3 separate regions of the Homo sapiens genome follow, and regions 1 and 3 are each linked to region 2. A link is a contact called in ENCODE Hi-C or POLR2A ChIA-PET data. All regions are on one chromosome and are shown on one strand. Each heading gives the region's core, a stretch centred on a gene start or an enhancer-like site at or near the end of the contact. The rest is flanking DNA. Distances are from core to core; before and after follow the strand shown. Region 1 overlaps CSK (C-terminal Src kinase). Region 2 overlaps ARID3B (AT-rich interaction domain 3B). Region 3 has its middle 15 kb from the start of CYP1A2.

Region 1 (2,921 bases), core at 58-2,557, 200 kb after region 2:
AAGGGGCCTTGGTCCTCCTGAAGGAGCATCAGGAGCAAGCAGGGAGGCCAGAGTGAGGGGCTTGGGTGTTGGGGAGGGCCTCAGGAGGAGGTGCAGGGTGCGGGTGCGGGACCTCACAGAGCAGGGCTGGGGGCAGAGGCAGGAGGGTGGCAAAGAAGGGACAGGGAGCAGAAGAAGAGGGCCTCAAATGCCTGACTGAGCGAGTGCGAGCCACGGGTGCCAAGCAGAGGGAACCCCTTCAGAAAGGGGAGCCAGGGTCAGTACCTTTGGGCCACCATGACCTCCAGCCCTGCTGCTCCCCAGTTGGTTCCACGGCAAGATCACACGGGAGCAGGCTGAGCGGCTTCTGTACCCGCCGGAGACAGGCCTGTTCCTGGTGCGGGAGAGCACCAACTACCCCGGAGACTACACGCTGTGCGTGAGCTGCGACGGCAAGGTGGAGCACTACCGCATCATGTACCATGCCAGCAAGCTCAGCATCGACGAGGAGGTGTACTTTGAGAACCTCATGCAGCTGGTGGAGGTGAGCTGGGGGGTACAGAGCCTTGCTCCCACCCTCACACACCCTAAACCCATCTGGGGCCCTGGCTTCTAGCTCCAGCCCCACTGCTTCTGCGTGGTGACCAGCCATGTGGGGCAACTTCTGTGAGCCCTTGTTTCCTCACACCTTGGTGGAGCAGCTGCTGCGTGCCAGGACTCACCTCTGACCCCACAGTGCCACCATGAGGAGGGGAGCCTTATCCTCATTTTATAGACCAGGAGTTGAAGGTTCAGAGCAGTTAGGGGACCCACCTGAGGTCCCACAGATATAATTTGGTGCCAGGACTAGAATCTGAGTCTGTCTGATCCCAGAGCTAACTTTCCTCCAGCCACTCACAGACCTGCATGCTCAGAAGCGTGTGCAGAAACATGAGCCATGCGCCTTGATCGCCAGGGCCCCTGAGGCTCTCGCACCTGCACGGACATGCCCACAGGTCCCTGCAGCTTCCCAGGCCAGCTCTGCCAGCCCTGGCCAGGCCACACCTGGCATCCGGTAGCCACAGGAAGCCTCCCGTGTCCCTCTGTATTCACTCTTATCTCCCTCCCCTACTGGCCTGGCTTGGCCTGTGGCAGGTGAGGGTGGGGTCCTGGGCACTCCTGGCTAGAGGCTGGTTTCAGGACTGAGCCATGGGTTGCCCTCTGCATCAGATACCCATGGGGCCCAGAGTGGTAGCAGCAGCTGAGTGTCCAGCAACCGCATGTAGGGTGGCATGGGAAATGGGCCATACGTCATAATCTGGGACTTCCCTAACCCCTGCCCTACCAGAAATGGGGAGCCCTCCCCACTCAGTGACTCCAGGCTAGGCGGGGCTGGCCTCTGCCGCCCTCTGGTGGTCAGGCCTGGACGGTGCATATGGGGCACCTTGGGCTGTCTCTGAGCACCCTGCCCCCCACACCCTGCAGCACTACACCTCAGACGCAGATGGACTCTGTACGCGCCTCATTAAACCAAAGGTCATGGAGGGCACAGTGGCGGCCCAGGATGAGTTCTACCGCAGTGAGTGCACCCCACCCCAGACCTCTTGCCCACCCACCTCCTCCCACGCAGGCTTCCTGGCACTGCCCCATCCAGGAACCTCCAGAGAACCCCAGTGCCTGATAGTCCAGTCAGCCTCTGTCATCCCAGCCATGTCCCTAGTGGCCTCCAGGCCCTCACTGGCCCCTCCCCACAGGCGGCTGGGCCCTGAACATGAAGGAGCTGAAGCTGCTGCAGACCATCGGGAAGGGGGAGTTCGGAGGTGAGCTGGGCCGGGCCCCCTGGGGGGGTTCTGAGGGACTCCGAACTTGGGAACAAGACCACCTCTCTGCCCCCAGACGTGATGCTGGGCGATTACCGAGGGAACAAAGTCGCCGTCAAGTGCATTAAGAACGACGCCACTGCCCAGGCCTTCCTGGCTGAAGCCTCAGTCATGACGTGAGTGGGGGCGGGGTAGGGGGGAGGTTGGCCTAGGTTAGGAGTGAGGCACCAGCTTCCCCTTTCTGACCACTCTCGTCCTGCCCCAGGCAACTGCGGCATAGCAACCTGGTGCAGCTCCTGGGCGTGATCGTGGAGGAGAAGGGCGGGCTCTACATCGTCACTGAGTACATGGCCAAGGTGGGCACCTGCCGAGACCCGGCACTCAGGCCTTCCAACTGCCCCGAAACCCCCACTGTGCTCTAGGGCCCCTGCTCCCTCAGTCCCCCGACCCCAAGTGAGCTTTTAGGTCACCAGGGCTGGGCTTTTGTCCTGGTTTACCATTCATTGACTGTAACATTGGACAAATCATGTCACCTCCAAGCCTCAGCATCACATCTGGGAAATGGAGATAATAACAACTTAGAGATTTGTGAGAGTCAAGGGATAAGGCATGAATAACACAGAGCAGTGTCCGGCATGGATGTTCTGGCCCCTCCCCACTCCTTCCCTGTCTCACACCTCCCTGGAGTGTCAACACCCACCCGGCCCCAGCGTGCTGTGTGAGAGGGCTGCAGGGCACGTCTGACCTCGGCCTGGTCTGTCCTTCCTGCCCCCAGGGGAGCCTTGTGGACTACCTGCGGTCTAGGGGTCGGTCAGTGCTGGGCGGAGACTGTCTCCTCAAGTTCTCGCTGTGAGTGAAGCAGCCTCTTGGATGGGTAGGGTTTGAGGGGTACCCTGCCCTGCTATGGGAGCCCCAGTCTGAGGGGACATGTGGCTGGCCTACCCCCAGAGATGTCTGCGAGGCCATGGAATACCTGGAGGGCAACAATTTCGTGCATCGAGACCTGGCTGCCCGCAATGTGCTGGTGTCTGAGGACAACGTGGCCAAGGTCAGCGACTTTGGTCTCACCAAGGAGGCGTCCAGCACCCAGGACACGGGCAAGCTGCCAGTCAAGTGGACAGCCCCTGAGGCCCTGAGAGAGAA
Region 2 (3,061 bases), core at 387-2,886:
GTTTTGCTGACTTTTGTTTTTTTTTTATTTTAAAATTTTTATCGTAGCACCAAAGAAATGAAAACAGATCACCCCCAAAGCCAAGCAAGTGATTGGGTAACCCGGCCCCTCTGGCCCTTCCCTCAAGCCCAGTGAGGAGGTGGGTGGAGGCATGCAGGGGAGACGACTCAGGGATCGCGGGGGCGGGGAGGTGGAGTGGAGAGGCCCGCTCTCACACCGGGTCGGGCCCTGAAACTGTACCAGTTCTGAAGACCGTTTTCTGCCACACCCCCACCCCCAGCTGACCAGGGAGGCAGAGGACACCTCCCCATCACTCAGCATTCCCAGCTCAGGGCACAGGCAGGCTGGGGTCCTCGCTGGCCTTGCCAGAGGTTGAGCCGCCCCAGGGTATGAGGAGATGAATAACTCCACAGCTCCTCCTGGACCCTGCGCGGGAGCAGGCAGCTCCTGTGCTGTAAAGAAAATTGATTCGCTTGCGGCTCACCTCAGTCGAGGAAGCCCTGGAATGTTCAGCAGAACACCACCACTGTGACATGGGGCTGTGGCAGTGGGAGACACCGCGCGTGGCGTGGGTGTGTGTGGCAGCGTGGCTCGCATTCAGTCCTGTGTAGGAGAGGAAAGGGAATCAAAAGCTTGAGCACAAACAGATACCTCAGCCCGGTAAGCTGCAGCTCTGCTCAACTGCGTCTTCTCTCAGCCCTCCACACACACTCACCCCCACTCCCACACACATACACACACACACACACATACCCCATCTCCCGAGGGCTGACCTCCTCTGGCCTCAGCCTGCAGGGTGTGGGCAGAGAAGGGCATCTGGGACGTGGTGCCAGTGAGGAGCCCAGTTGGCTGGCACTGGGCCCATTTGAAGGTGTCTCAGACATTTGGCCAGTATGTCTTTCTCAGGGGTTTGGTCACAAAGGATGGACTCTTCCCACCCAGAGGATGCAGGGAAAGCACACTGTGTCTTTCCGGTCATTGGATCCTCTCCCTTTCCCCAGGCAGCTCGCCTGGCCACACCGTTGGAGTGAACCCTCACTGCCCTCAAGGACAACAGCAGGGTGTCACCCAGAGCCCGATGAGGGGTGCCAGCAGGTGCCCCCACGAGTGGGGCCTTGGCCCAAGCAGAGCTTCCCCTGAAGGTGCCATCAGCCAGGGCAGCTCTGTCCCCTCCTGCTCTCCATCTTATATGTATTCTAACCAGGAAAAATGTGATAGCACATGGGTAGCCTAGGCAGTGAGTAAATACCTCAGATGTCCTCCTGCAGCAAGTGTCTATATGTTGTGGTTATTTTCTATCTTACATGTTCTCGAATGTTTATATTTCAATAAACCTCTACCTCTTCACACAAGCAGGTCTCTCTCAGTTGCTTTGAGTGGCCTTTCCACTGGACAGTACTGGGGAGAGGTGAGCTCCTTCAGAGTGAAAGGGGACTGAGTGAACTACTCCTGACCCCTTGATTTCTCCTGAACCTTCTCCCCTTCACCCACGCCTTCTTCAAAGGGAAAGCTCACTGAGCTCACTCTCAGCTAACCTTGTGTGTTAGCAGGTTTCTCTGGCGTTACCCCAGAAGCTCCTAGAAAAGCCTGCCCGGCAGCAAGCCACAGGCCCCGCCACGCCATTGGCCAGGATTGAGTCACGTGCCCTCCCCAGAGCCAATGGGAGCGAGGGGGCAGGGTGACCGGGAATGACCTTAGACTGCCCGCCCTGCGCGGAGGGAGATCCACTACAGGCTGCGCCTCTGCCCCTGCGAGGGGCACCCCTGGGTCTCTGGGAAACGGAATGGAGGGTCTTATGGAAGAGAAGGTTTGGAACCACCGCTGGAGGGAAGGGGAGAAGAAAGCAAGCAGGAGTGGCGCGAACAGGAAGGGACTAGGGATAGAAGCCGGGCTTGGACACAGTGAGGCACGAACCCCGACAGACACAGAGACAGACAAGGGGTGCTGATCTCCTCACTGGGCGGGGTGGGCAGGAAAAGGAACAGGAGCTGGAGCTAGAGCGAGGGCTGCGAGCGGCGAGTGGATACCCGGCCTCAGGGAGGAGCTTCCAGGAGGGCAGGGGTCTCCTTTGGAGCAGCACCGGGGACGTTTGCTCGGCAAGGGCTTTTTGTGCGAAGTAACCGAAGCCAGTCAGGCTAATGGCGGCAGAGAGAAGGATTTATTCTTGCACCCAGGGTGTGCGGAGGAGCCCAAGGGCATTTGGACCTGTGTTGACGTCCGGAAGGGCCCGGAACCCAGGAAGCTCTGCCCGCAGAGGGTATTCCTCTCCCTCTGAAGACCACCTCAAAGCTCAACTTTATCACCTCCACGCATGAGACCGCCGGCGGCTGAACTAAAATCTCACCATCCCAATTCCAGTTTCTGGGAATTGTCACCTCCATTCGCTCTCATTAGAAATCCAGCTTTTTTCACGAGGTGAATAACAGGGCAGTTGACAGTTCCCAAGTTTTCTGTGTCCAATCTTCAGCCCTGGAGGGACTCTTCTGCTCCAAGTCCAGCGATCCCGGGAGGGGGCCCACTGGTCCAGTACGGCTCAGTACCCAGCCCTGGATCCACCAGCTGACGCTGGAAGGAGTGGGTCATGAAGAACTCAGCACGAACGCAGCTGGGTACGAATTCCCAGAGATGTCCTGTCCCTCCACGGTACCAAGGACCCCTCCTTTAAGAAACTGCTTCACTGAAGGCGCAGATGGAGGGAGGGATCGGCAACAGAGTTCAGAGGGGTTCCGGGGGCACATGGCTCAGCCGGAGGAAGCAGGCTGAGGAGGGGCGTTCAGAATGGCCAGATGACCTCGAGGGGAATGCCAAGCCTCAGCCCACTTTGCCTGTGGCTCCTGAGGATGTTCATGCTGTCAAGCTCAGAACAGCTGAGAAACTACCTTTCTGGGGCAGATTAGGGGACCAGGGGGCTTAGTTGCTGGTTTGCTGTGTGACCTATGACAAACTCTGGGCAGTTTGTCTGTGAAATGGGGACTCTAGTGTGATCGGAGACACAAGTGAATGAGAACTCACTTTGAAATGTCTAAAGCCCAGTGCCTAAGGCCTTCCTTGGCAAGACAGA
Region 3 (2,759 bases), core at 232-2,731, 170 kb after region 2:
TACAGGTTGGGTGGGAGGTTTAATGAGATAATGTGTGTAAAGTGCCAAATTACAGGTCAGGGTACAACACACACACACACACACACACACACACACACACACACACACACACCAGAAATCCTGAGAAAGGTGGACTCAGGGCAAGATGGACCCCCGACACACGTGTGGCATGTGCAGCTGTGCACACACCAGGCCCACACGTGAGCCAGCATTTCCCCAAACCCTGCGCTCTCTCACTGGGGTCTTGCCAGGGCCTGGGCTCAGCCCACTTCCTTCCACTGCTCCCCCCACCCAGAAGCTGGGGAGGGCTGGGGGTGGTAGCGTGCCAGGGAACAATGGGCCCCCAACCCCTTCCCGCCCATTGCGTGAGAAGGAGCTGCCGGAAGGAAACTCACCTCCCAGTGGGACAGGCCGCCGCCCCCCTGACGTCTGCCCCAGGGAAGTCTGGAGACCCCCATGCTGCTCAAGGGGCGGGCCTCTGTGCACTCCAGGCCTGCCACCCTTGGGACATCCTGTTTTCACCACCTGGACTGGCTTCCCCCGCCCCCTCTTTCAGAGAAGATGGTCCCAGACCCTCTCTCTGGGGCTGGGCTGGGTTCCCCACAAGAGTCTAGGGCCCTGTTCTCATTCATCTCTGTGTCCCCCGTGTGTAGCCTGTTCCGGAGTCGTCTCGAGGAATGCTGGCCAACTGCATGAGAGGCTGAGGGAAAGGAGCCAGACTAGGGGTGATCAGGGACCCAGCAGCTGAGCCAGAAAACATGAGAGAGAGAAGGGCCCAGCTCAGAGTGGCCAAAACGCCTGTGCTGCAGATAGGGGTGTGGTCCCAGAAATGCCTCTGGAGAGCACAGGGCATGCTGTTGAGGGCTGGGGGATGCTCTCCCCCCAAATTTTTGGAACACTCAGCTCAGTTTCATTTGTGTAGTGACACTTCCCTTACAGGCCCGCATTCCTCTCTCTCTCTCATACACAATCACACTCATTCCAGGGGTCTCAGCAGCTCCACCATCAGATGGGGGCTCTTAAAGGCAGGGGTCAGGGAGGAGGCCAGGAGCAGATGAGGAGCTGTTCTTGCACCGTGCCTATCCACACTTAGCAGGATAGCTCAGAGGGTCCCCACCAGGCTGGCTGCTGACCAGAAACTCTGGACATCAATTTCCCCAGCTAGAAAATATGAAGAGTTGGGGGGCCTGGCTGAAACTGACCCTGCCCTGGGCCTTGCTGACCTGGGGTGGCCCAGCTGAAAGTGCCAGTGGGCCGGCAGGGGCTGGGAGCAGGCGTGGGCACGCATTTTGAACCCTAGTCTCGGGTGTGTCGATAAGGCAACAACAGACGTGAGTGCCAGCTCTCAGCGGGTGCATGCGCATGGGCAGATGTGGCCTGGAGTGGTCAGGTGGATGCCTGTGCGTGAGTTCTCCAGGTGTCAGTTCAGGTGGCTCAGCACGCCAGCCAGGTATGTGCGTGTTTGTAGCCAGGCATGTGTTTACAGGTGTGCCTCTATCTCCTGTGCCCTCAGGGCCAAGGGAGCCGCTGGCTCGCGTGTCTGAGAGTCCTTCTTGCCGTGAGAATCATGGAATCTCAAAGTCCCCAGATTAGTGCTTCCTCCAAGGTGGGGGCTGGAGTGGGGTGGCTGGCTGGGTAATCAGGCAGGTTTGGGAAGCATGCTTCTGCTCCTGCTGGCGGGCCATGGTTACATCTGAGGGCTGGGAGACCTGGACTGGTAACTCTACCTCCTTGGACAGCAGTAGTGGGGGGCGGGAAGCTGAGGCCCTGCCCAGAGTTTTGGGGGTCCACAGTGATAAAACAAGTAGCTGAGCACAGTTGGGCAAATTTCAGCAACCATCGCACACCAGACAGGCTGCGCTCTGGGTCAGTGCCTCCACCACAAACTCGGCTCACTGCAAGCTCTGCCTCCCAGGTTCACGCCATTCTCCTGCCTCAGCCTCCCGAGTAGCTGGGACTACAGGCGCCCGCCACCACGCCCGGCTAATATTTTTGTATTTTTAGTAGAGATGGGGTTTCACCGCGTTAGCCAGGATGGTCTCGATCTCCTGACCTCGTGTTCTGCCCGCCTTGGCCTCCCAAAGTGCTGGGATTACAGGCGTGAGCCACCGCACCTGGCAATTTTTTGTATTTTTTAGTAGAGACGGGGTTTCACCGTGTTTGCCAGGATGGTCTTGATCTCCTGACCTGGTGATCCGCCCGCCTTGGCCTCCCAAAGTGCTGGGATTACAGGTGTGAGCCACCACACCTGGCAAGGAATTGATTTTTTTAAAGTAGTATGAGAGTGGAGAAAGCCTTTCTAAGTTTGACACAGGTCCAGAAGCGGCAAAAGAAAAGACTGATTCCACTGCATAAAAATCAATCATTTCTGCATTCCAAAGAATCATAACCAAGTTGGAAGACACACAAGGAACATAAGCCGGTTGGCTTCCAGTTCTCCCCTTCAGTCCCCCTCCATCCCGTGCTCTGTGAGGGGAAGCTGACCTGTGGGGCTTCTATCCACAGACTCCCTGGCCCTCTGGCTCCTAGACGGGTTCATAGAATGGAGGCTCTCACAGGAGATGGGGATGTGTCCTCTGAGGCAATCCTCTCCATGCAGCTCTTTCCCCCAGTAGCATTCTTCAGGCACTACCCTCTCAGGGCCCCCACCGTTCCCTGCCTAACCCCGTGTAATAATCTCTGTATTAATCCTTCCTCGAATTAAACTGTTTCCTGCTGGGGACCCTGAATGATGCACAGATTAAAGGTTAATTTCTTTA

The links. A loop is a pair of places that touch in the nucleus more often than their neighbours do. ChIA-PET counts read pairs that join two places held with the same protein, here RNA polymerase II (POLR2A). Pooled maps may share reads with other maps.
Region 1: a pooled map shows a loop between it and region 2 (3-fold over the local background). The contact joins two enhancer-like sites. A Hi-C loop is called at or near these places in 2 of 50 pooled maps. POLR2A ChIA-PET finds 5 or more read pairs at or near these places in 4 of 52 experiments (HEK293, HepG2, T-cell and 1 more).
Region 3: POLR2A ChIA-PET joins it to region 2 with 11 read pairs in WTC11. The contact joins two enhancer-like sites. A Hi-C loop is called at or near these places in 2 of 50 pooled maps. POLR2A ChIA-PET finds 5 or more read pairs at or near these places in 5 of 52 experiments (Caco-2, H1, K562 and 2 more).

Annotation. Positions count from the first base shown.
Region 1 is chr15:74,798,969-74,801,889 of GRCh38, forward strand. CSK (C-terminal Src kinase) reads left to right here. Exons shown (of 13, transcript NM_004383.3): 5 at 304-523; 6 at 1,444-1,537; 7 at 1,713-1,778; 8 at 1,855-1,954; 9 at 2,044-2,134; 10 at 2,554-2,627; 11 at 2,727-2,921. Among named protein-coding and RNA genes, the nearest start is that of MIR4513, 12 kb to the left of the region's middle. RefSeq lists enhancers at 1-586, 862-1,713, 1,116-1,235, 1,240-1,534, 1,714-2,563 and 1 more. Within about 2 kb of position 1,308, at least 20 of the 41 ENCODE cell types and tissues checked have a DNase peak (open chromatin) inside an H3K27ac peak, as active enhancers do.
Region 2 is chr15:74,596,780-74,599,840 of GRCh38, forward strand. ARID3B (AT-rich interaction domain 3B) reads left to right here. Exons shown (of 9, transcript NM_006465.4): 9 at 1-1,352. CLK3-AS1 (CLK3 antisense RNA 1) reads right to left here. Exons shown (of 9, transcript XR_007064715.1): 9 at 2,140-3,061. Among named protein-coding and RNA genes, the nearest start is that of CLK3-AS1, 17 kb to the right of the region's middle. RefSeq lists enhancers at 230-730, 1,346-2,234, 1,509-1,803. Within about 2 kb of position 1,637, at least 33 of the 41 ENCODE cell types and tissues checked have a DNase peak (open chromatin) inside an H3K27ac peak, as active enhancers do.
Region 3 is chr15:74,762,195-74,764,953 of GRCh38, forward strand. No RefSeq gene overlaps it. Among named protein-coding and RNA genes, the nearest start is that of CYP1A2, 15 kb to the left of the region's middle. RefSeq lists an enhancer at 1,433-1,547 and a cis regulatory region at 1,440-1,538. Within about 2 kb of position 1,482, at least 3 of the 41 ENCODE cell types and tissues checked have a DNase peak (open chromatin) inside an H3K27ac peak, as active enhancers do.